2 separate regions of the Mus musculus genome follow, and region 2 is linked to region 1. The links are chromatin loops, found by intact Hi-C in ENCODE. Cell type or tissue: heart. All regions are shown on one strand. Each heading gives the region's core, and the rest is flanking DNA. Links, peaks and the distances in the headings are about the cores only.

Evidence for each region. Hi-C counts contacts between places; a loop is a spot of excess contacts. Peaks named below come from ENCODE experiments on the same cell type or tissue, not always from the same donor. Only the 100,000 strongest peaks of a DNase experiment are listed, where the experiment ranks them.
Region 2: a loop joins it to region 1, with 2.9 times the contacts of the local background. A loop is called at or near these places in 14 of 42 quality-filtered maps.

What each region holds. Positions count from the first base shown.
Region 1 is chr7:81,862,174-81,873,861 of GRCm38, reverse strand. Tm6sf1 (transmembrane 6 superfamily member 1) reads right to left here. Exons shown (of 10, transcript NM_145375.4): 2 at 10,609-10,712; 3 at 8,518-8,615; 4 at 5,118-5,221; 5 at 3,083-3,165; 6 at 2,372-2,493; 7 at 26-130. Among named protein-coding and RNA genes, the nearest start is that of Tm6sf1, 9.0 kb to the right of the region's middle. In heart, for the core only: a CTCF peak has its summit at 5,584 (motif pointing left); a DNase peak (open chromatin) is centred at 5,581; H3K27ac peaks cover 287 bases.
Region 2 is chr7:81,930,348-81,941,954 of GRCm38, reverse strand. It overlaps Hdgfl3 (HDGF like 3), which reads left to right and starts at 7,496. Exons shown (of 6, transcript NM_013886.4): 1 at 7,496-8,016. The coding sequence starts at 7,933. In heart, for the core only: a CTCF peak has its summit at 7,398; DNase peaks (open chromatin) are centred at 7,494 and 8,244; H3K4me3 peaks cover 2,502 bases; H3K27ac peaks cover 1,832 bases; H3K27me3 peaks cover 1,307 bases.

The sequences.
Region 1 (11,688 bases), core at 1,110-9,109:
TATTATTACTTGACACCATGCTTACCAAGCCTCTGAACAGGCAAAATCCAGTTGCCAAGAAAAGACACAAAACCAACACTAAGTCAAACGGTCTTCTCAGCAGGGCCTTTGCTTGGGCTTCTTGAAGAACCTGAAATAGAGTTTGCCACCAGAGAACAAACTTGTCCCAATGCCAGAGACAAGTCTGAAACACTGAATGGCAGGATATGAATACTGAGTCTAGAAGAGGCCCAGTTCACATGATAGCCCACTGGCACTGACGGCAAGGGTCTCCTCCTCCAGTGCATCCCTTCCCTGGGGATGGAGGCACTGAGCCAGGTGATGTGTGCCCTTCCAGCTTTAGTCTGTATTTTTTTTTCTTGAAACTACATGATTTTATGATTTTAAAGGTTAGCTATGTTCATTTGAAAAATGAAGTTTTAGACAGTAAACCATAAGCTGCCACACTGCACACGGTCGCCCTCATCTGTGGTGCTCTCTGGTTGGCTGGTCAGCTGCTGGGTTGATGGTCAGCTTTGGTTGGTTGGTTGGTTTTGTTTTTTTGTTTTGTTTTTGTTTTATTTAGACAGGATCTCAATTATGTAGCTGAGATAGACTCCCTGGGTAGCTCAGGTCAGCCTCAAATTCATGATCATCCATCCTGTCTCCACCTCCCAATTGCTAAGATTAGATGTCATTTGTGCCACCATGCCTGACTCATACGTTCCTATACATTTATATGTATATACATATACTCACATGTAACCTTTTTGAAAAACAGGACTTAGAATACAAACAGTTTTGCATTCACTGAATAACTGCCTGTGAGCACATCTCCCCCCGCCCCCCACCCCCATGATTAAAAACTGAGAACACCATAAGGAAGCCACTTGTCCTCCCACTGCAAGACGCTGGGCAGTTTTCACCGGAATGCTTCCTGTGATGGAGAACAGGCTGGCAAAGGCATCTCTGTTGTCTGCATCACGCCTGTCTCGGGAAAGGCCCCGGTGGGGCTGGGCTGGAAGCCTGGTTACACTCTTCGTAGAGTGCTTCTGAGAGGTTGGCTTTGTTTGCTCTGAGTTTAGTTCTTATGAGCTGTGCTTTAGCATTGAATTAACAACTGGTTCTGTGTCTCTGTTACGCAGAGTGTTCATACCCTGACCTCTCGGGGGAGACCTCTCGGGGCCAAGGAGCCGGGGCCACAGGGTTTCTGTTTACCTTTTCCTTTAACACCCACTCGCTCCTCAAACAGACAGATGAGTGTAGCTGCCCTTGGCCTGAGTTTACTCAGCGGTATCTAAATATTTACAAACCAACTGTGTAAGTTAGAATAGCGGTATCTAAATATTTACAAACTAACTGTGTAAGTTAGAATGTACATGGAGCAAGCTGGAAATCTGCATGGTTCAGCACACAGGTGGCCATGACTTTATTCCCAACACTCTCCTAAAACAGCATTTTTTTTCTTTTGGTTTTTGGAGACAGGGTTTCTCTGTGTAGCCCTGGCTGTCCTGGAACTCACTTTGTAGACTAGGCTGGCCTTGAGCTCAGAGATCTGCCTGCCTCTGCCTCCCGAGTGCTGGCATTTTAATGATTTCTATTTGCAAAAATAACTTGGGCCAGGTGTGGTGGTGCACACTTTTAATCCCAGAACTCAAGAGACAGAGACAGGTAGATCTCTGGTTTACACAGAGTTTAAGGCCAGCTACATAGTGAGACCCTGCCTCAAAAATAATACATTTAAAGCTAAAATGGCTTTGTAAGGTCAGTAATTGTACTCTAGCTAGTAGTGCAGATCTAAAGGACCTTACCCAAGGATCTTGTGTATAAACGGAAGAGAAAGTTAGAAAGAAATCACTGGGTTTAACCAACCCTGCAGGGCTGGCCTTACCTCGCCCACACCGTCTCAGCAGTGAATGGAAGGGAGGGGCCTCGGGTGTGCTCCTGCAACCCCTGTCCAGGGGCCAGCATCCCCGGGGAACAGATCCTACGGCCATGTGGAACCCTCAGCAGTAAATGATATTACTGAAAAATGTATCAGGTGCTCAGCCACAAGCAAAGCACATTCTCTGAACTTCACCTGTCACACTAACACAGAAGGGTAACAGGAACGGAGGCGATTCCCTGCAAAGGAAGTCCCCAGAAGTGTGTGGCTTGGATGGGCTCGGGCCGTCCAGTCTGCAGAAGCAGACTGTCGGCCATGTTACAGAAGATGGCAGCAAATGCCAGGCCATCAGTACAGTCCCAGATGTGCCTCTCCTCCCAGGAGATGTGAGTGAGCCCTGCGAGGCTGAGAATAAGTAAGACATAGCAGCTGCTGGAGAGCTAGCCTGAGTTCACACGCCAGCACTGAAATCTTCACAGTGGATAAATCTAAATGTAATAAAATCACCTTTGAGGGATAATTATAGTTTTCTGATGGTTGATTATAGATTCTGAAGCCAGCCCAGACCGGAAGACATGTATATGGTATGCTTAAGAAAAATGCAGGGCAAATCCGTGTCCCATACTTTCCTATTCAAAAGAAAGAGGAAAAGACAGTCAAATGTGTGTTCACTGCGTTACATACTGCATACATAAATACAGTCACATTTAAGCTACCTTCCATCCCAAATTATACAATTTCGCTATGAACCAGGCAATATTTGTATTAGGTAAGACAAGTCAACTTAGAGCCATGAGATGTTTGTAACAGTGACGTCCTAGATACATTAAAAAGTATATATAACACATATGTCCTAAGGTCTTGCACATCCTATGACATCTCTTACTTCAGCCTGGAAGACTCTTAATGTCCCAGTGCATTTAGCATGAGCTCTCGGAGTGTGTGAGGGGTAAGCACGATACTCGGCGCTGTATGCACCGTCCGTGCACCAGTGCCAGTTGTTCAGCTAACTGCTCAGTGCACGCGTCTGAAAGCAGCCAGGAAGCGCTTCCTAACAGGCAAGAGCACCGAGTGAGATAGGAACAACTTTGCCAAATTGTTTTCAAAATATTGGAATTATTCTATTACAATGTTTTAAAAAACAACTCCTCTAAAAACCCGTTATCGCAAAGCAGACAGACGCTGACAACAAAGTGACCGTTAGAACAGGGTTCTTACCTACGATGTTTCCAGGCACAAAAACCACGATGCTCATTATAATGGATCCGACCCAGTATAGGCCAATGGTTCTGTAGCTTTCCCTACAACAAGACATTTTTGATACAGTGCACTTGTCTTGGGACTCCAAGGACGATCCTAAATTTATCTTTCATTCTAGTTATAGAGGCACAAGACTAGAAACTCACCAAATCAAATGATAAGCCCAAGAAACCCTGACGATCAAGCATCACTTCGAGAAGTGACACAGAACAGAGCCGCCTTTGTATCCTTTGTAGCTTTATGCACTCATTCACAAAAGCATGTAGTGTGTGTGTGGGCACATGTACGTGTAGGCCTCTCCATGTGTGTGTAGAGACCAGAAGGCTCTGTCAGGCTCCGTTCTCAATCACTCGCCACCTTATTTTTTGAGACAGGGTTTCTCACTGAGCCTGGAGCTCTGGCCAATTCAGCTAAGTGGCCGGACAGCAATCCCCGGTCCTCTTTTCTCCTCACTGCACCCAGCACTGGGGCTCCAGGTGCCCGCTGGGGTATAAAGTGGACTTTTTGTGGCAACTGAGTTTGGGATAAAGCCCCAGAGGTGAGGATAGTGGCATGTCCCTGTGTTCTAAAGGGGCTGCTCTAATCTCAGTGATGGCCAGATGTCCCTTCAACTGATAACCCAGAAACAACACCACACCAGAGGCTGAGAGGAATCCAAAAGGAGGGGACAGAGTGGTGAGCACTGTACATTTTCTGCTCTGCTGCAGCCCCTAATGGAGCCAGGCCAATGATTAGTCTCAGAATGCCACAGGAAGACAGACAAGACCAAGCTGAAGCATGACACAGGAAGTGGGGGTCAGCTCATGGGGCACACTGCAGCTTCCAGGGACAGAACTGAAAGACCTTCTCTAACCTCAGGCCACACTGAGGATGGGGAAGCTCAGGCTGTTTGGAAAGAGTCCATAGGCAAAGCCTGCCTCCTGGGCTCAAAAGAAGCCATGGAAGCCATAGTGGACAGAGAGTGAGAATCCAACCAAAGCCGCTGGTTACTTTTGCAGTTGGTGTGATGCAAGGAATTCTGCTGCGGGAGTTCCCCCAAAGAGCCCATGTGCTGTGAGATACAGCTAGTTTGTCACAGCAAAGGGTACTGGTACCCCCAAAACAGCAACTGTCACAAAATCTTACCTCATTTCTTTAATAACACAGTCATGCTCCCAGAGGGGCCAGCCACACAGATTTGAGGGGTAACCCAAATGTGTGTGTGTGTGCGCAATTTCCCAAGCCCTGGGGCCACACCTGAACTTGAGGCGAAACTCTGACCTGAGACCAGAAGAACCATGGAAGTACAAGGTGCTTGACTTTGGCTCCTTGTGAACCTGAGTTCAGATCCCTAGCGCCCAAATGAAAAGCCGAGACTGGTGTTGTGCACCAGGGGGAAGGCAGAGACAAGGAAGACCCCAGGGGCTTGCTGGCCAGCCAACCTAGCCAAAATGGCGAGCTCCTACCTCAGCGAGATACCCTACCTCTAACTATAAGATGGTGAGCCAACAAGGTGGCTCAGTGGGTAAAGGCCTCTGCTGCCAAGCTGGCAACCTAAGTTAGGTCTCCAGGGTGCAAGGAGAGACCCCAGCCTTGTGTAAATTAACCTCCACCTGCCTATCATAGCAAACACACACATACACGTTTTGTTGTTGTTGTGTGTTCATTTATTTGTTGAGACAGGGTCTCACTTTGTAGCCCTAGCCTGGAACTCACTCTGTAGACCAGGCTGGCCTTGAACTCACAGATCTGCCTGCCTCTGCCTCCTGAGTGCTGGGATAAAAGTGTGAGCCACCACACCAAGAGAGATTCTGTCTGAGCTGCCACAAAAAAAAAAAAAGAAAAAAAAAAAGCAATAGAACAAAACAAACCAGTGATTCAGGGAAATACAGCTTTGTTCAGCTCATCCATTCTCGCCCTGGCGTGCCCTCGCGTACTCGCCTCTGTGCATGCACTGTCCTTACATACCCCTTATGAGTTGCAAAGGATAGCACAGCCAGGAGAGCTAACTTACTCCCAGGCTATGGCGGCCACCATCACTAGGTACATCAGGTAATGAACAGAGCCATCCCAGTAGCAGATCATGTGCCCATAGGCCGTGTTCAGATACGGTTCACCCTAAGGAAAGCATTAAAAAGACATGTTAAGGAAGACTCGGATCTTTACATTGCAAATAAAACAACAGAGCTAAATGCTGTTCATTTGCTGAGATGAAACAGCCTCCGTGCAGTTGGTAGGACTGTGAAAATATGTCTTTACCCTAGGGCTGCCAAAACCAGGGTCTGCCATGGCGCCAGACAGGAGAATCTCTGACAGATTGGCATCTGATGGCTCAGCAAAGGTTTGTACAACAACACAAAGGCATCAGATGGCTGTGTGGGCAATCCCAGCCAGCTGGAGCAAGGCCAAACCTGAGCCTGCAGGTGCTTGGCCTTCGCACAGAGGGGCAGCCCAGGAAGGCCCTGTTCACTGGTGCCACCTGCTGGCCGTAACCACTCATGCTGCGCTTGTGGGCTGGGCAGTAGTGAGGAGCTGCCTGGGCCCAATTCCGTGGGTACACCCAGGCAGCCCTGAGCTCAGCTTCCTATCTACCCATTATTCCCGAAACAGGCTTGTGGGTTGGTCAGGACTGACTGTCCTGAGAGGAGGAAATGTGTTTCAAAAGCTTTAAGACTTGCCTAAGGTCACATAGCTAACACAGAACCACATTTCTGAGATATTATTTGTTTCATGAATACAAGATTATATGATGAACTATGTATACTTCCCTCCCCCCAGGTAGTCTTGTTTCCGGGTCCCCTCAGGGGACTTGGGTTCTCCGATGGTGTTTTCTCTCTTCCTTCTCCCAGGTTAGTGCCCTCCCAGGTTGTTTCTAATGTATCCCTAAAATACCTGCAGTCCTTTCTCTAACTAGGAAAGGTCTGAGCAGCCAAACTATGCCAAACATCCAAGCAGGCATTCTCTGAAATGCCGTGGTTCCCCTGGGGTAAGGAAAGCAGCCTTTTGCCCAAAGTCAAATCAAATTCAATCACAATGGGGGAGGAAGCCACACCCAAACTCTAGCCCAAAGCCTGGCTGCCCTTTTCTCTCACCTTGGCATTCACTGCATAATTCCAACTTATTTCATGGCTCCAGTCATTCCTACCTACACACTCAACTCTGTGAGCCAGCACTGGCCTCCTCTGAGAGCTTGACTGACCCCCGTGGGCCCTTCAAACTCACCTGAACTCCTTCAGCCAAGCTCCAACTGCCTCTCCCTTCAGCCAAGCCCTTCCTGGCCTCTCCACACAGGGCTCAGGCAGCTCCAAGCTCTGCTGTGCAGACTTTGGACAAATCTCACCAATGTTGTGTCTATGCTGTCAGCTCAGGCGATCTTCCCTCTTCATCACAGTAGGCCTTCAGAGTCACGCAGAGAACCACGGCTACATTCCAAATGGACATCACCTCTCCCCGCTTCCCACACTCCCACTGCGGGCCCACAAGCCCCATCTCTTCTACTCGGTCCTCGGGTCTTACCACTGTTGCACCCCAGTTTCCTTTCTTGTAGCTATTTGCCCCGTTTCTTGTCAACCTCACCAGGTAGATATCTTGCCCCTGACCAGCAGCCTCCCTCCTGAAGACCCCTCCTCTGGGCCCATTGGCCCCTCTCTGGGCTTCCCTTCTGCCTCTGTCTGCCGACCATGGCCCATTTCCAAAGCTCCTCCCCTTCTGACCAGTCTCCAGAGTTTGAGCATCTCTTCATCACTGCCTGTGGGAGCAATTCTCTTCTTGGACTTCTAAGTTTCAACTATATTTGGGTAGCTCTTGAGCCTCTGTAACAGAACCATCATTCAAAGGTCCAGACCTGCCCAGACCCGCCATCTGGGGCATTGGTAGATGTCCTTCAAGCACTCAAGACTCCAAACATTCCCAGATGAGCTCTGCATCACTCTGCAAACATTCCTAGGCCCCCTAGGGGGGCCCTAGACACTGGGCCTGCTCTCCAGACCTTTGCCTAAGCTTTCCCTTTGCCATAGAAGGAAGGCCTTTCCCTTCCTTTCACCATGCAGAAGTGTGTGTGCTCCTCTCCCATGGCCATTCAGAAATTCTGTGGAAACAACAGCAACTCAAAGAGGCCCTCCTGGCCAGCCCCAGAGCCCATCCATCTGTATGGAGAGTGTGCCTTTGTCATAGAGAGTATGCCTCTGCCATCACACCCAGGGCAAGGTCGTCCTCCCTTCACATTGGACAGTGAACTCTATTTTTTTTTTTAAAGATGTCTTCATTTTTATATATGTGAGCACACTGTCGCTATCTTCAGACACACCAGAAGAGGGCATCAGATCCCATTACAGATGGTTGTGAGCCACCATGTGGTTGCTGGGATTTGAACTCAGGACCTCTGGAAGAGCAGTCAGTGCTCTAACCACTGAGCCATCTCTCCAGCCCCAGACAGTGAACTTTAAAGGCAGGAGACAAGGTTAGATTCAATGACTCTCCACAGAACGTGGCTCCTCAAGCCTCCAGCATAGTAATTCCAGCATTCTAATAAACCTCAAAGCAGGAACCAGGACGTCCTCCCCAGCGGTCCTCTCCATCACTCCCCACCCCAACTCGACCCCCAAATCCCAATCCCTGAAACTCAGTCCTCTGTTTGCCCTGCGCTGCCTCTGGCTAGCTCTATGCCCTCGCTGGCCTTGAAGAAGCCACCTTAGGGATGTCCCACCTCATGGCATGGCTCCATGCCTACAAACTTGCCTTCTTCCCTGATTCAAACTCTCCTCACACACACTCCTGGGGAGACATATAAACTCCCCATCATTTGAAGCACAGAAAGATAATAGACAGCACTGTTTTCATCTCTATGCCTTACTCTCCACGCGACCTTAAGCAAGTCACTTGGCCACTCTGGGACTGGATTTGACCCACTCTAAATTAGAAAACAAGACTAGTTTCCTCGAGTGCTATGATTTGGTTGGTAGGGACTTCCAAAAGCTTAAGTAAGTACCTTGATATTATTATTATTATCATTACTTTTGATACAGGGTCTCACACTGTAGTCCACGCTGGCCTAGAACTCCCCATGTTGTCAGACTGCCCTCAGACTTGCAGCAATCCTCCTGCCTTAGCTTCCCAAATGCTGAGATTACAGGTATCCTGATTACAGGTAGGCTGGTTAGGGACTCCCTGAGATTACAACCCAGTAACAGAAACCCAAATACTAAATCCATGTAGAGTTCTTCACTTAAAGGGAAATGCTAGCTCACACCTTGGTTCTGGAGTGAAGGCGCTGTGAAGAGAGAGTGGTCTCCCGGGCCTCTGTTTTCTGTGGCTGGCTTTCCATCTGCCTGCTTGGTGACTGAGGAAACACACTCCAACAGCAGCCTGCATTTGAGCCACCCACTCATTGAGCGACCCTTGAGCAACCAGCGTACCTCTCTCAAGTAGTGCGTCATGAATCCATCAATGATGCCATCTTGCTCCAAGCCTATGATAAGGTTCACCACACTGGTAAATCCAAACACTGCATACACTAGAACAAAGAAAGGAGAGGTGAAAATGCGTGCCATAGGAGACAACCAGGACGGGACATCCACTAGGTGTCCCAGAAGATTCTGTGGGCGTCATCTACACAGAGAAGCAGGCTGCGTCTGCTTCACATCAGCTGAGCATTTACCCGTTGTCCCGGACCTCTGCATACCTATCCAAGGCTCTCCCTGAGGGAACTCATGTCAGGGAGACAATCGCGGTGTCCCAGAATACTCTGCCAGGCGACCCCACTATGCTCCTTAGCTTCGAATGAAACCCACATCCCACTTGGGCAGCAGGACCTGTGCCTGTGACCAGGCAGTCAAAGAGGCCCTCGGGTGGTCTAGAAAAGATGGGTCATTCCAGTGTGGGATGCAGGACAATTAAGAGTATGCCCCCCACCCCCAGGTCCTCATGACAGGTGGCTGATATGTGACTGCCAACCACTTTCAGAAGAAAGGCAGTGAGGTTTTTTTTGTTGTGTTTTTGATTTTTTTTGTTTTGGTTTTGGTTTTTCTTTTTTGTTTTCGGTTTCAGTTTCAGTTTCGGTTTTGGTTTTTTTTCGAGACAGGGTTTCTCTGTATAGCCCTGGTTGTCCTGGAACTCACTTTTGGTAGACCAGGCTGGCCTCAAACTCAGAAATCCGCCTGCCTCTGCCTCCCGAGTGCTGGGATTAAAATGCACATGAGATGGTATGGCTGGAGATGCAGGAGACGAGCTGCATTGTCTGAGGAATCCAGCCAGTTTTACAAGATCCCTAACTAAGCTTTACACACTATGAGCGCCCACCAGCTGTGGACCAGAACTTTTTAACAGCTGGGGAGCCCACTCAGGGCCTCTGAGTCTAGAAAGAAAACTGCATTTCCAGGTTATAATGAACTGATGTCTGAGCCCGTGGAAGGGGCTGTAGAAAACCCAGTTGGTGAACTGGAAAGCTATGGAAAAGCAAAAAGCGTGGGATAGATACAATGGTGGGAAGCCATCAGAAGTGAGGCGTCCCTGAGAATGTTTCACCAGACTCCACTGAGGCAAGCCCATGGCTACTTCCTGCTGACTCCCAGGTGAGTAGCCATCGTGTCTCCTGGAAAACCCATTAGCAGCTGCTGAGCCATGGAGGGGTAGATACTGTCTTAGAGGTGACAGCGACAGAGCCTCTGCCTCCTAGTAGATGAGGAACCTTGTTCAAGGCTTGACCTCAAGGTCAAAGCCTTGACCTAGGCTCTAACAGAACTGAGGACACAAGAGTGGTTGCCCTGCCTCAAGGACGGGGGACTGCATCAGTAGGTTAAGTGTGGGCTCTCTGGGGGAGGGAGAGAAGAAGGATAGACAGCAGAGGGGACTGGTCTGGGCCTGTAGGGTTTAGGGGTGGGACAGGGATAAGGACCCAGTGCTGACTTCAGAGAGGTGCAGCTAGACGTGAGAGGTATATGGTTTCTCTAAGGGTCAGTTTTGTGTGTGTTCAAACAGGGAGAACCTGTGAGTTGCAACCCTTTGTGGCTCACTTAGGACCAATGGAAAACACAGATATGTGCATTATGATTCATAATAGCAAAATAACAGCTAGGAAGTAGCAACAAGTAATTTTATGGTTGGAGGTCACCACACGAGTATTTAAGGGTCTCAGCATTTGGAAGGGTGGGAACCGCTGGTGTGGACTGAGACACCGTACACTAAATTCAATGCCACATGCCAGCTGCCAGTTGAAGGCAGAAAGCCCAGCCAGGAGGCTGAGGTAAGAGCTCGCTGGGGGCTCAACAGAGTGCAGGGAGGAGGCCCGCCTGGCCCTGCCAGTCACTCTCCAGCAGAACTCTATTTAGAAAGAAGACACCACCGCCTAGCAGGGGAGCTGAGAGGGAAGAGCCTTCTCCGGAACAGCCCTCCACTTCCGCTTTCTGTGGGCTCAGAGCAGTCACAGCTCAGAAGGTAGTCAGACCCAGTGCCCGGCTTCCTGCCACAGAGAGGATACAAACCCTTCCCCTCCGAGGAAGCCTACCTACCGTAGAACAGAGGGTCCCTCGGTGGTTTTCTTCTGACAAGGACCCGGGCCAAAAGGGCCACCAGGAGCAGGATGAGGGCAGCAACCCCAACAATGGTCCAGGAACTGTGAGGACCAGAGCAGGGAGGCGGTCAGCAATCACAATAAACAATGGCGCCTGGAATTTCCTGGCTATGGCTGCAGAAGGCTCCTGGAATCCAGCCTCAATTGCATTGGAAAGTTAGTTCGGTTTATCTACTGCACGCGGATCTGGGTCACAACCCCATGGCGCTCAGGACCAGAAACCCAACTCATTGGTTTCTCCTTCCCACCCATCCTGTGCACCTGCTTCTTCCTCATCCTCCCTTACCTCTAATATGGCAGCGGCCTAGCTGCCTCTGCCCTCCTGTTTCTCTAACCCATCTCCCTGGAAGCTAACGAGCCTAAGCACCGAGTCTGCCACCGCCCCTGGGCCAGCCGTAACCCCTCACACTGAGTTCCTTATGATTGCACTTGCCCTCCAGGGAGAGAGCTCTGCTTCCCCATGCGCCAGGTACCTTTACTGGCCTCAGAGAGACTCCAGACGAACAAGAGAGGCCTCTGTCTACATGGAGAGACTTATCTTGTAGATTCTGAGCTCCACCTACCGTAAGGACACCCCAGCCCTACAGAGACATCCAGATTGCCAATACTGGCAGGACTTCCTATTCTGGCGAAATATCTGCCTGGTTCTCTCTGTCACCCTGGTGTATACCACCCACTCTCCCTCCACTGCCACTCAGAGACGCTACAAGCACTGATCCTCAGCCGGTAGGTCTCCACACCATGGCCTGCACCCTGAGATCTCCAGATAACCTTCATCACGTGCCTCTGGGAACGAGGAAGAAAGGGGGATGAACAGAACGGAAGGGGAAATGATGGGCAGGTAAATGTACCCACTTACATGGAGAGTGGGTGGAGGGGTGGTAGGTGAAAGAGCCTTGGGATGTAGGATGAGTTCTCTAATATCATGAGAAGGAGGCTGGGTCTGTGGGAGAGCTAAAAATAGAGGTTTCTAATGCCTCACAGCAGTGCCTTCTCCAGACGTCTCACAAGGGTCCAA
Region 2 (11,607 bases), core at 3,608-11,607, 66 kb before region 1:
TTTAAAAATCTATATATTCTATCAGTTCCGAAGGGAATTATATAGAAATCTCCAACTATGACTGTAAACTCATCTATTTCTTTTGCTGTCATATTCCTTTATATATTTTGAGATACGTTTTAATCTATACAAACTAAGGATTTCACTTATTGATCCCCTTGTTTTTGTATACTATCTCTTTGTAGCAGCATTTCTCCAATAAGCATATTGATATAGAGGCAGGATAATGAGTGTCTAATAGCACCCTTTTCCTCAGTAAACTACATGGCAGTAGTATCCTCAGCCCAAACAGCGAAGATCAAAACTATCTTTAGGTATTGTCAAATGTCGATGGTGGTAGACACTTGGTGGCCATCACTCCTGGTTATGCACTACCAATTTATAGTAATGTTTTGTGCCTTACAGTCTATTTTGTTTGATATTTTGTTTGAGCCACTTGTACTTGAATTGGCAAGTGCCTTTGCCTATCCATCATCTTACCTTTCAATGTCTGTATTCAAGCTATCTCTCTGCCTTGGGAGTAATGGCTTATATCTACAATCCCAACACTTGGAAGGCAGGGTAACTATAGTGAGTTCAAGGTCAACCTGGAAGACAAGTAAAACTTTGTCAAAGAAGAAGAGTGGGAGAAATCTCTTGTGAGTGGTATAAAGTTGCCTTTTAAATTCAGTTTGGCAATCTTTTAATTGGAAAATTTGTCACTTTATCTATGGTGTGGTCATTGATGTACATGAACTTATAGGTTCTGTGTAATTATTTCATATTCTATGATATTTTTCTCACTTTTCCCCATTTAGGAGCATGGGTTCTTTTTATTAATCTGAGCATTTAATTATTATTACACTGGTAGTTATCCTAAAAGTCACATGTATCTTTGTTAAAATTTAGTATTTTATTGCCTTTGTTAATTCTTTATATATTAAGAATGTAGACCTCTTTATTCCATTCATTACAATCCTGTGTTTTTTAAGATTTTTAAATTGTGTGTGTGTGTGTGTATGTGTTTGTTTGTTTGTCTGTATGTGTCTGTGTGTGTCTGTGTGCTTACCTGAGTGCAGGTAACCATGGAGACCAGAGACATCAGATTATCTGGAGTTTAAGTTACAGGCTCATGTCCTCTTCATGAGCACTAGCCACTCTTAACTCCTGAGTAGACCCTTCAGCCTCATTTAAAGTTTTAATCCCTGCATAAAAAACTATGGGCTACTGTGATTTTTTTAAAAATGTCAACCTTTATTTGTATTTTATGTTTATCGGTGGTTTGCCTGCATGTATGTCCATACCACATGTGTGTACAGTGAGTGCTGAGACCAGAAGAGGGTGTTGGATCCCCTGGGATTGGAGTTACAGAAGATTGTGAGCTGCCTGTGGATTCTGGGAAATGAACCTAGCTCCTCTGTAAGAGCAACAAGTGATCTTAACTGCTGACTCACTTCTCCAGCCCTCCCCACTCCATGTTTTGGATTGAATATATACATTTTCATAATCCTCATGAGTTCCCCGTGTGTGTATTCTGTGTGTGGGTGCACATGAAAGTGTATGTGCATGCATGTGGTTGCCCAAGGCTGATGGTGAGAGTATTCCTTGCTTCCACTGCAACATTCATCAAGGATGGGTCTCTCAGGGGATCCATCGCTACCCTGCAAACATACCTTAGAGGCATTGTAACTACAGACAAGACACCAAATGTACCCAGCCTTTCCATGGGTCTAGGGATCCAAACTCTGTTCCACATGCTTGTTCAACAAGCCCATTATTCACTGAGGCATCCTCTCAGTCCTCCTTAGGAATTCTTCAAAAATATTTATAGCTAAGTTGATTCATATGCATGGGGGTGTTGTCTGGATATGTCTGTGTCCACATGTTTTCCTGGTACCCATAGAGGCCAGAAGAGGGTGTCAGATCCCCTGGTACTGAAGTGGCAGATGGTTGTGAGCTGTCCTGTGAATGCTGGGAATCAAACTCAGGTTCTCTCTGAAAGCAGCTAGCTCTCTTAACCTCTGAATCATCTCCACTGCCACCTTTTTATGAATTCTTAATTCACCATATATAGCTCAAGTAAGCAATCACTGCCTAATCAAAGCACTCCATTTTTATTTTGATTTACTGCGATATTTGTTCTCTCAATTGTCTGTTTCTTCTGCATCTTCCTGCTTCAATTTAGGACCACTTTGGTTTTGCCTGACTGTCTCTCATTAGTATTTCATTTAGTATAAATTTGATGTTGATGAGTTCTCTGGATTTCTATTTCTACAGTCTTTATTTCTCCTTTATTTGAAAGCTAACTTGATTTAGAATTTTAGGCTGCTACTTATTTCTGCTGATAAATCAGCACTTTGTCTTGTGCTGTATCTCTGAAGATAATGAGGCTTTGCACATCTTTTTTGTGTAGACACATCTTGCCTATGTGTCCCAATGATCTTATGATAAGATTAAGCTGTCATCATGATTGGCATACAAAATACTTTTTAATCCATGTGTTTGTTACTAAGTATTTTTAGGCTGCTATAACAGAGGACTCTCAAAGGCAGCTGAAAAAGCCACTGAAAAGCTAACTCCTGTTTATACAAGGAACCAATATGGCTTTACCCACATGGCTGGCAACTCAAATGTGGAGACAGAGATGGCTTCTTCAGGCTTCTTTCTCCTCACTTTCTATCACTTTGTCTTTTCGGTATCTTACCCATCATCTATCTATTCTGCTTTCCTTTCTACTGCTGTGATAGAACACTATGACTAAAAGCAACATTTCTTGGGCTTACACTTTCAGGTCACTGTCCATCACTAAGGTCACGGCAAGAACTCAAGCAAGAATTTGAAGCAGAGCCCATGGAGAAATGCTGCTTGCAGGCTTAATGGCAGTCTCATGCTTACATAGCTCTCTTACATGTCCCAGAGCCATCGGCCCCGGAAATGCTGCCACCAATAATGTGCTTCCCACCACCACATCATAATCAAGACAACCCCCCACAGACACACACATGCCCACAGGCCAGTCTGATCTTGCAGTCCATCAATTCAGACTCCTTTCTCAGGTGACTGGCTAGGCTGTGTCAAGTTGACAGTGAAAGCTAACTAGGCCACCATCTCTCTCCATATGCCCTTTCCACAGCATCAAAATTTTCCTAATTCTTGACATGGTGTTGGGACTCTAAGAGAATAAAAGTGAAAGCACTATGCCTCTGGATGTCTGATCCTGGAACGATCAAAACATCATTTCCTCTACACCCTTCACTCCACATCCCCTTGTGATACCCAGAATCTCAGCCTCTGCCCGCAGACTCCTGTACCACTACTTTCGTGGCTTTGCATCTGGCACCATCACTCTTTGCTCTCTGTGGTCCTAGGTCTCTAGAATATGACTGGTACACACCAGCATTCAACAACTATTCACTGAAAAGATGAAGGAATGGATGCTAATATTGATCCAATGCTTTCTTCATAACCATGCATATTAACATTAGAACAATGCTAGCAAAAATGATAGGCAATTTTGCAGAGTCTTTGAGTGTTTAATGTATTCTACATCCTGAATCTCTCCTTCCCAAGTAGCAACTAATTTATTAAACTTATCCACTTTCTTCTTCAGTCTGGAACAGGACGGTGAAGGAGTAAGAGTGGAAATGACCTTGGTTTTAAGCTGTGTCTCAGAGTTTCCAAGACCTGCAACAATCTCGGGCAGTCCATGCAGCGTCTTCAGAGGCTTTTACTATGTCCTAGATTATTATGAGAGCATCCTCTGCTTATCTGCTTGGTCGCCTCAGTGTGGTTTCTTATGTTACCCACCCCTACTCCAATGCTCAGATGCTAATACTGCCAGCCCCTAACCTCTCCCCATCCTAGCCCACGTAGGCTTTTCAGGGCCTTCCGTCCATTTAACACTGCTTCCAATTCACACTTGATGAGGGGGTTCTCTCAGGCAGTTTGCTATGACTTTCAAGATGTCAGTGTGGACAAGCCAATTATTTCTGAAGGAGGATAAGACCTGGGGATGAGTGGCAGACATTTAAGAGATGCTTCAAGTAGCAAAATCAGTGGAAATGGCCTGATGCACTGTGCGTGTTGGATTAGGCTCAGCTTTCCCAGACTCCCTTTCCAGTCCATGTTAACAATTAAAGAGCAGTTACTGTGTGCTCAGCACTGTCTAAATTTTATTTATATATACATATGTCATTATATTTATATACAAATATATACATAAATATATAGTAATATATACAATTTATATATGCGACACATAATATTATATATGTTATATAATTATAAAATGTGTAATATATAATTACATTTATATAATTTTATATAATTATCTCTATATATTCTACTTCACACATAATTTCAGGCAAAGAAATAGATTTCTGGCGATTGGAATGGGCAAATTTAAGGGCAGGATGCGAAGGAACTACTGGAACTTTACTGGATGCTAGCTTAAGATATGAAGGAGAAGGTAAAAGCAGGATCAGCTCCAAATACATGGATGGAGATGAATGAAATAAAGATTTGCGAAAGTAAATCATGGAGCCAGAGGCAGAGAAATTATTAGCCCAGGGGATTTAAGAATACTAAATTTAAAAGTAATCAAAGAATATAGATAGTATTACATTTTTAAATGGATTTCCCTCCAAGTTTTAGAAATAAAATTAATATTTTTTGTTTTTGTTTTTTTAGATATGGTCTCATATAACCCAGATTGGATGCACACTCATTTTGTACCTGAGCTGGCTTTAAAGTTTTGACTCTCCTGCCTCTGCCTCTCAAGTGCTAATGTAACAAACAGACCAACTTCTGGGACCACACAGAATAAATAAATACATCAGGTTTTTTTGTATGGTCCTAATGATACCTCTAAAGGGTTTCATATTATCTGCTAGATAGTTGAATAGAGCATTGTTCTGGAGTTTCCACAGCATCAGTCCTTTGGAGAAACCAGTCAGAGCTTCAGCAGGACAGTGGTCTGCATCCAACCTGGCTGCAGACAGACAGACAGGCTCTTAGCCAGGCGTGCGGTGGCCCTGATGATCATCCAAATCAACACAGATGGGGATTCCCTGTTTCTGTGTTACTAAGTCTGGCTGGGTTAGGGCACAAGAGTTGGGCCAATACTATGCGCTGAGCAGTAAGGCCAAGCTCAATTGGAAACAAGAGACGAAGGTTGGGAGAAATGTCCACCTTCTCAGAATAACCCAAGTCCTGTCAATGGTCCCCTTTAGCCTCCCTCTGACAGTCTGGCTAGCTCTTTCCCCTTTCTACAAATAACGAAGCCACACTAAACCTTAGCCCTCTCCCTGCCTCCTCGAGGACTTCTCTCCGCTGGTGAGAATGAGAGCCGTCTGCACTTCCTGCTTCCACAGTTGTGCCTCTGACGCACCTCAAGTCTCCGCTCTGGTTTCTTTCCACAACTCTTCATTCCCAACAAGCTCACCAGGGACTTCCCAGTCAGCATAATGAATGGGCCGTCTCCTTAACAGCTCACTCATTCTCTGTGCCATCTACTGAGACCTTTCCTTTCATCTAGAGATGCTCTAACTCTCTGGCTCCCAGGACGGTTCTCCTCTATGTTGAACTACACTGGTGACCTGTCTCCAAGTGTCTTCTGGTGACCTGTCTGTCGCTTCTCTCATTCTACAGACCTCGGGCTCTGCCAGAGCTTCAATAGCCACTCGTATACTGACATCATTCAAATTTCTACATTAACCAACAGCCCACTAAATATGACCTACAGAAATCTCAACACATCAAAAACTCACTCAGGGCCAGGCCCTATCTTGCAAACCTGCCTGTTCTTCACAGACTGCCTGGCCTTTCCAGATGCTAAAGATCCCGTTACTTAATCTGGAAACAAAGGAACCATATTTTAGTCACCATTCTTCCTACTACTTGCCACTTGTGAGTTAGCAAGATGGCTGAGACCACGTCTTCTCTCTCTTAGTGAAAACCCCGCTCCAGCCCCGCACCCTCAGATCAACCTCTCTTCTGGCCACCTGAGTACTCTTTAACACAATTATGATCACTTCCAGCTTAACTTCCTTGCATGGCTTCCACACTGATTCTCTCCCCTACTCATGACCGCCCAGAGCCCACAGGCAGCCTCGGCCATTCCAGCTTTGGACAGTTAGGGCTCTGGTGGCCTGTCAAGAGATGCGGCTTTGACATGGCACCTAGGATGTGTGTGATATGACTTGTAGACGTGACAAGCTCGTTCTCGGGCTATCACAGCCGGGGGAAAAAACCTAGACTAATTTTGCAGCGCAAGAGAGGACAAGGTGAGCCTATAGGGAAGGTGAGGGGTGGGTGCTGGAGAATTAAGAGATGCAAAAAAAGAAACAGCCAAGTACTGTGAACAAAGTAAACGCTCCTCGGAATGTCTCCAGACTCTACAGCCGGCCACTGGAAACCCATCACGGAGAGGCTGCGGTAAGCACAGCTCTCAAGCACAAGTGAGTGGGGCAGATGCTTGGAAAACCCACTTTCTACAGAGGGGAGAAATGGCAAAGAGGGCAATTCACAAAGGAGAGCTGTCTTCCCAACTAGGTGCAGCACCAGAGGACCTTTTAAAGAAGGCAAGATCACAGGGATCTTCCACAGGGCGCATTCATCCATTCATCGAGCAGATGCAGAAAAGAGTGAATTATTTTATTTACCTCTCACAAAGGAGAATGCTATAAAGATTCTCACTCCCAAAATGTCTTTTTGAAAGCAGTCAGCTGAAATCCAAATAAAACAATGGTGAATGCACACGTTTGTCGTAGACTTACTAACCTGTATAAAGAAATCTCTAGAAGCTGCTCTCCAGTATGTTACCAGAATTGAAAACAACTGATTTGACTTGTCAGGGTAAGTCCTTTGCCCCAAAATTATTGGCCCATGAAGGCCCCACACAGAGAAGCATAACTTAGGCTATGGGCACTGAACCATATAGATCCATGTTCAAAGCCCGACTGTGCCATCCTGTCGGTGAGGACTGGCCTTGACTCCAGTGAAGTCGCTTGCCCTAGGTGGGTCACACTGCATCATTAAGGCAGACCTGGGGCAAGAACCTTGCCCTTGTTCTTTCCAGGTACCTACTGACCAGGCAGCGAGTCCCCTGCGCAGCTATCCCCCATGCCTGGGAAGCCTTTGTCCCCCCTCTCCCCCAACTCACCAGAGAGCACCCGAGGAAGTGGCCCACGGGTAGGGGGCAGTCAGAAAGGGGGTGCAGTCCGCAGGGGGTGGGCGCGAGCAGGAGGGGAAAGAGGGGCGGCCGGGTGGTGATTGGCTGGGCTTCACCAGGCAGCTCCCGGCCAAGAACAAAAGAGAGCAGGCGGCGGGCGTCTTTGGAGTAGGCGCTCCCACCCGCGGGGCACCGGCTTCGCTGCTGCGGGAGGACGCGCCCACCAGCAGCCCGCGGAGCAAGCCAGGCGGCGCGCGCGGTTTCTCCGAGAAAGCCGGCCGTGCACCTAGGAATTAACCGGCCGGCGCGCGAGGGGAGGGAAGCGGGGCGGGCGAGGGGTGGAGGGGGGGAATGCTGAGCGCGCGCGAGAACAATAATAAGATCGTGTTTGCGGTCGCTGCCCGAGGAGGAATTCGGAGGAGGCGCGAGGCCCGGAGCTCGCACGGAACCCAGAAGCTCGGCGGGGAGGCGGCGGCTGCATGAGGCTGGCGACGCGGCTCCTGTGAGCAGCGCGCGGCGGTAGCGGCGGCGTCGGGACTCGGCGCGGCCGGACGCGGGCTCCCATCCCCCGCAGCCGGGCGGGGATCTGCGGGGCCTGCGGTGCCCCCCGCCCACCGCTCGCCTCGGCCACTGCCTCGCCGCTCTCCCTCGTCGGAGCGGCCGCTCGAGCGTTCGGCTCGAGGCCCCGCGGGGAGCGCGGCGCGGTTCCGTCGTCCCGCGGAGGGGCGGCCTCCCAGCATCTTCGCGGCGGCCAAGGACCGGCGAGCAGGAGAACGACCGGGATGGCGCGTCCGCGGCCCCGCGAGTACAAAGCGGGAGACCTGGTCTTCGCCAAGATGAAGGGCTACCCGCACTGGCCCGCCCGGGTGAGTACGGCGGCCGCGCGCGCGGGCCCGCCCGCCCACCATTTTCCCTTCATGATGGCGCGCCCGCCCCCTTTCCCCATCACCTCGGCTCGAGCCCGCCTCGCGCCTGGCCGCCGCCTGGGCTGAACCGCGAGCTGTGCTGCGCACCGGGCTCCGGGCCGAGGCGAAGGTTCCGGGCTGCGCCCTCGCCGGCTCGGCGGCCATCCTGACGCCCACGTTCGAAGGCGGGTTCGACCGGACAGGCCCGACGTCGCCTTCCTCATGGAAGCCGGCGGGGACCGGGAAGCGGGTCCGGGGTGGAGGCGCCGGCTGGCTCCCAGCATGGTCCTGAGTAGACGCCCTGATCCGGGCGAACGTCGAGGCAGGTAGGAGAGCGAAAGGCTGTCCCCCAGCCGGCGAGAGCCGGTGACGGTCAGTCCTGGGAAAGGGGATGGTCGTGCAGAGGCCAGCGGCAGTCTCATGGTAGCAATCTTCGATCTCAGAGCATCCTTCATCTTCCAGACTTGTTGAGTGTTTCCTGGGCGCGATCCCCTGTGCCTCACCTGCCCTCTCATTGTCCATTGCCTCCCTGGTGCCCTGGTTCTTAGAAACTGACACCAAATAGCCTGTCACTGGCTGGTGAATTCAAGGAGCTTCCTTGTGCCTTTTCACCTCCATATTTGTTTTAGGTCGGTTCCCGAACCTTATTCTTGGCCTCGAACCAAACCCACGACAGCTCTCTTCTTCCTAAACAGCAAGACTGTCGCTAGGTTTTCTCTAGAAAGCATCTGCATTTAATACACAGCATTCAGTATTTTTATTCCGATCCTTACTGAGGAAGAAGCACTACCGCGTCTGTGCGCACCTTATGTTGAAAAAAAAAAACAATCACTTTCACCTTCAATTTGTTTAAATTTAATAGCTGGCGGTTGACTGACTGAAAAGAATACAGTTAAAAGATAGTTAAAGCAGTTTGGAGACAATGCTGGGTATTCTTGAGGAACAAAAATAGTCAAGGGAGAAGCTGACAGAAATTGGGAGCTTGGGAGCGTGAACTCGTGTTGTGTGGTGATAAAGTGAAGGTAACAAGACCAAGGGGAAAGTACACCCATTCACACAAGGAAGTGACATCAAGAGGGGCAGGCTGAAGATCAGTGTAGTTGAGGTAATGGATAGACATAATCATTTTGAACTCGTTTGTTTTGGCATGATTTTAAAATGGAAAGGACACTGGGCCAGGAACTTAGGGGATCTGGAGAGTGGGTCAGGCACTGTTAGGAACTAATCATTTTAACTGCCTGCACTTCCATTTCTGTAACTTTAGAATAACCATCTCCAGGATTCCTTCCAACACTAACAACCTCAGGCATCAAGAGGAAAAAAACAGTCTTACTCAGATTCCACTCGGATGTGATAAATTCTTCATGTATAAACTCTAAGACCTGGAATAAGGCAGAGTTTCAACGTCGAAGTACTGGTTGTCATTGTTTTGTTATTTGTTTGCTTTAATCTTACAAAATAGTGAATAATACTCGAAGGGCAAGGTTGACGATTTTAGGGGTCTTCTAGGGAGTCCCTGTGTGTATTGTCAAGCCAATAAACAACTCTGTGAGGTTGTATGTATATACTCACAGTCTGTGCCATAGTCTGGCCATGGAAAAGTATCTTCCGAGGATCAAAAAGAAAATACTTACAGCCTCATTAACACGTTGCTGTCACAGGTTGACCACCTGTGGTAATTAGTGAAACAAAACTACTACGAAAGTATTTCTAGTTGTACAAAAAAAAAAAAATTCCTAGAAGGTATAATTCCAAACCAATATAAAATGAGAAAGCAAAACCATTAGATTTTCAGATTTAAAAGGACGCATGGAAGAACATGTGTTCACATTTACCTTCTTTTTTTTTTTTTCTTCCTTTTTTTTCTCCCCATCCACCCCTGGGAGCTGAGGACCAAACCCAGGGTCTTGCGCTTGCTAGGCAAGTGCTCTACCACTGAGCTAAATCCCAAAAAACCTCCCCCACCCACATTTGCCTTCTTAAGGAAAGTTCTAAGGCTCACAAAAAGCTATAGCAACATTTTGCATTTTCCAAGGAAAGGTAAAGGTTAGGAGAAAAAGAGTATTTTGAGGCCCTACTCTTGATTACATATGTTGATTACATATGTTCTCATTTTCACCTCAGTTTTATGCAGCATTATCTCTCCTTTTATACCTGCTTCTAACTTTGAAGGTTGATATTTAAAAATACTAACTGGAAAACGAATCTTGTTTGCATTTCCGATACGTTCACCTTATATAAAAGCTAGCAGTGTATGAGGCCCCAAAGAGTCAAGCCTCAGGTGGGAAGGTGTGCTCTGTTTCATACAGCAGGAAGGAGCTGCTGCAGGGCCAGAGCTGATGCATACAAGAATGGGAGAATAGCTTCCTTGCTTCTGAGGAAGATGGTTGGTTCAGGGAAGCACCTTGTGAGGAATGTGGGTCAAGAGGATGCATAGGGAAAGCTGGATTCCTCTCCTGGCAGGATCAGGCCTTGATGCTTAGTGCTCTGGCTCTACTTCTGTAATCTCTTCTGCATTTGAATTTAGTAATAATTCTCACTTTTGAGAGCTTATTAGTCTGCTTTACCTGTGCTTTCATTTCCTGCAGTCCAAAAACCCAGTGTGGTGCCATACAATATTTTGAGAGATAGGCAAAGACAACATTCAAATGACTTTTATTACAGTAAATTGCTTAAATTATTGTACTTTATTGTTTCCCTTTACATAATTTGTAAGTTGAACTTTTTCATAGTTATATGCATTTCAAGAAAAAAAAACAATTTTACAGGATTTTGTACTGCCTCATTTAGATATTGACTGTGAATCTTGAAGCCTACGGAGGTGATAAGGAGCTACTGTCTCCCAAAGCAGTGTGTTTGAGCAATGTCCCTATTTTTCCTTTGTAAATTCATAACTTACAGTACCATTATACCATTTACATTCATATCTGGCAGTTTTCAGCTCTTTCATAGATGTGTTAATTTTCTCAATATTTTACCATGAAAAATGGTAAGAGAAGTTCAATTATACAGTGAACATCCATGTATCTTTCACCTAGATTTGTATCAATTATACTGTAGTTTATCATATCATATATCAATCAATTCTTTTATCCATATAGCAGTCTACTTTAATTTGATATATTTCAACCTAAGTTGTAGACATTATTATAATTTACTCTTAGACAGTTAAATATGCTTGTCATTAACTAAGAGGTCAACATGTTTAATGAATCCTTTTTTCCTTATGAGGCAAAATTTACTAAGAGGGAAACTTAAATGTGCATTCACTAAATTTGACCAATATATATAATGCTAGATTATACATGACACAATAAAAATACCTACCAAGATGTAAATTAGTTGCAGTAACTATGAAATTTCTCTTGTGTCTCTTCCCAGCAGTCCTCCTCCCTTTTCCTCCACCATTTGTGTGTGTTATTTTAATATTAAATAGCAACTATTTCCTCAACTGTTGTATATGACTTTAAAAACTAGTTCATTTGTGAATAAGGATTTGCTAGTTTAATACTAAAAAAAAATGTGCATTAGACAAGGATCTGAGCTCTTGAT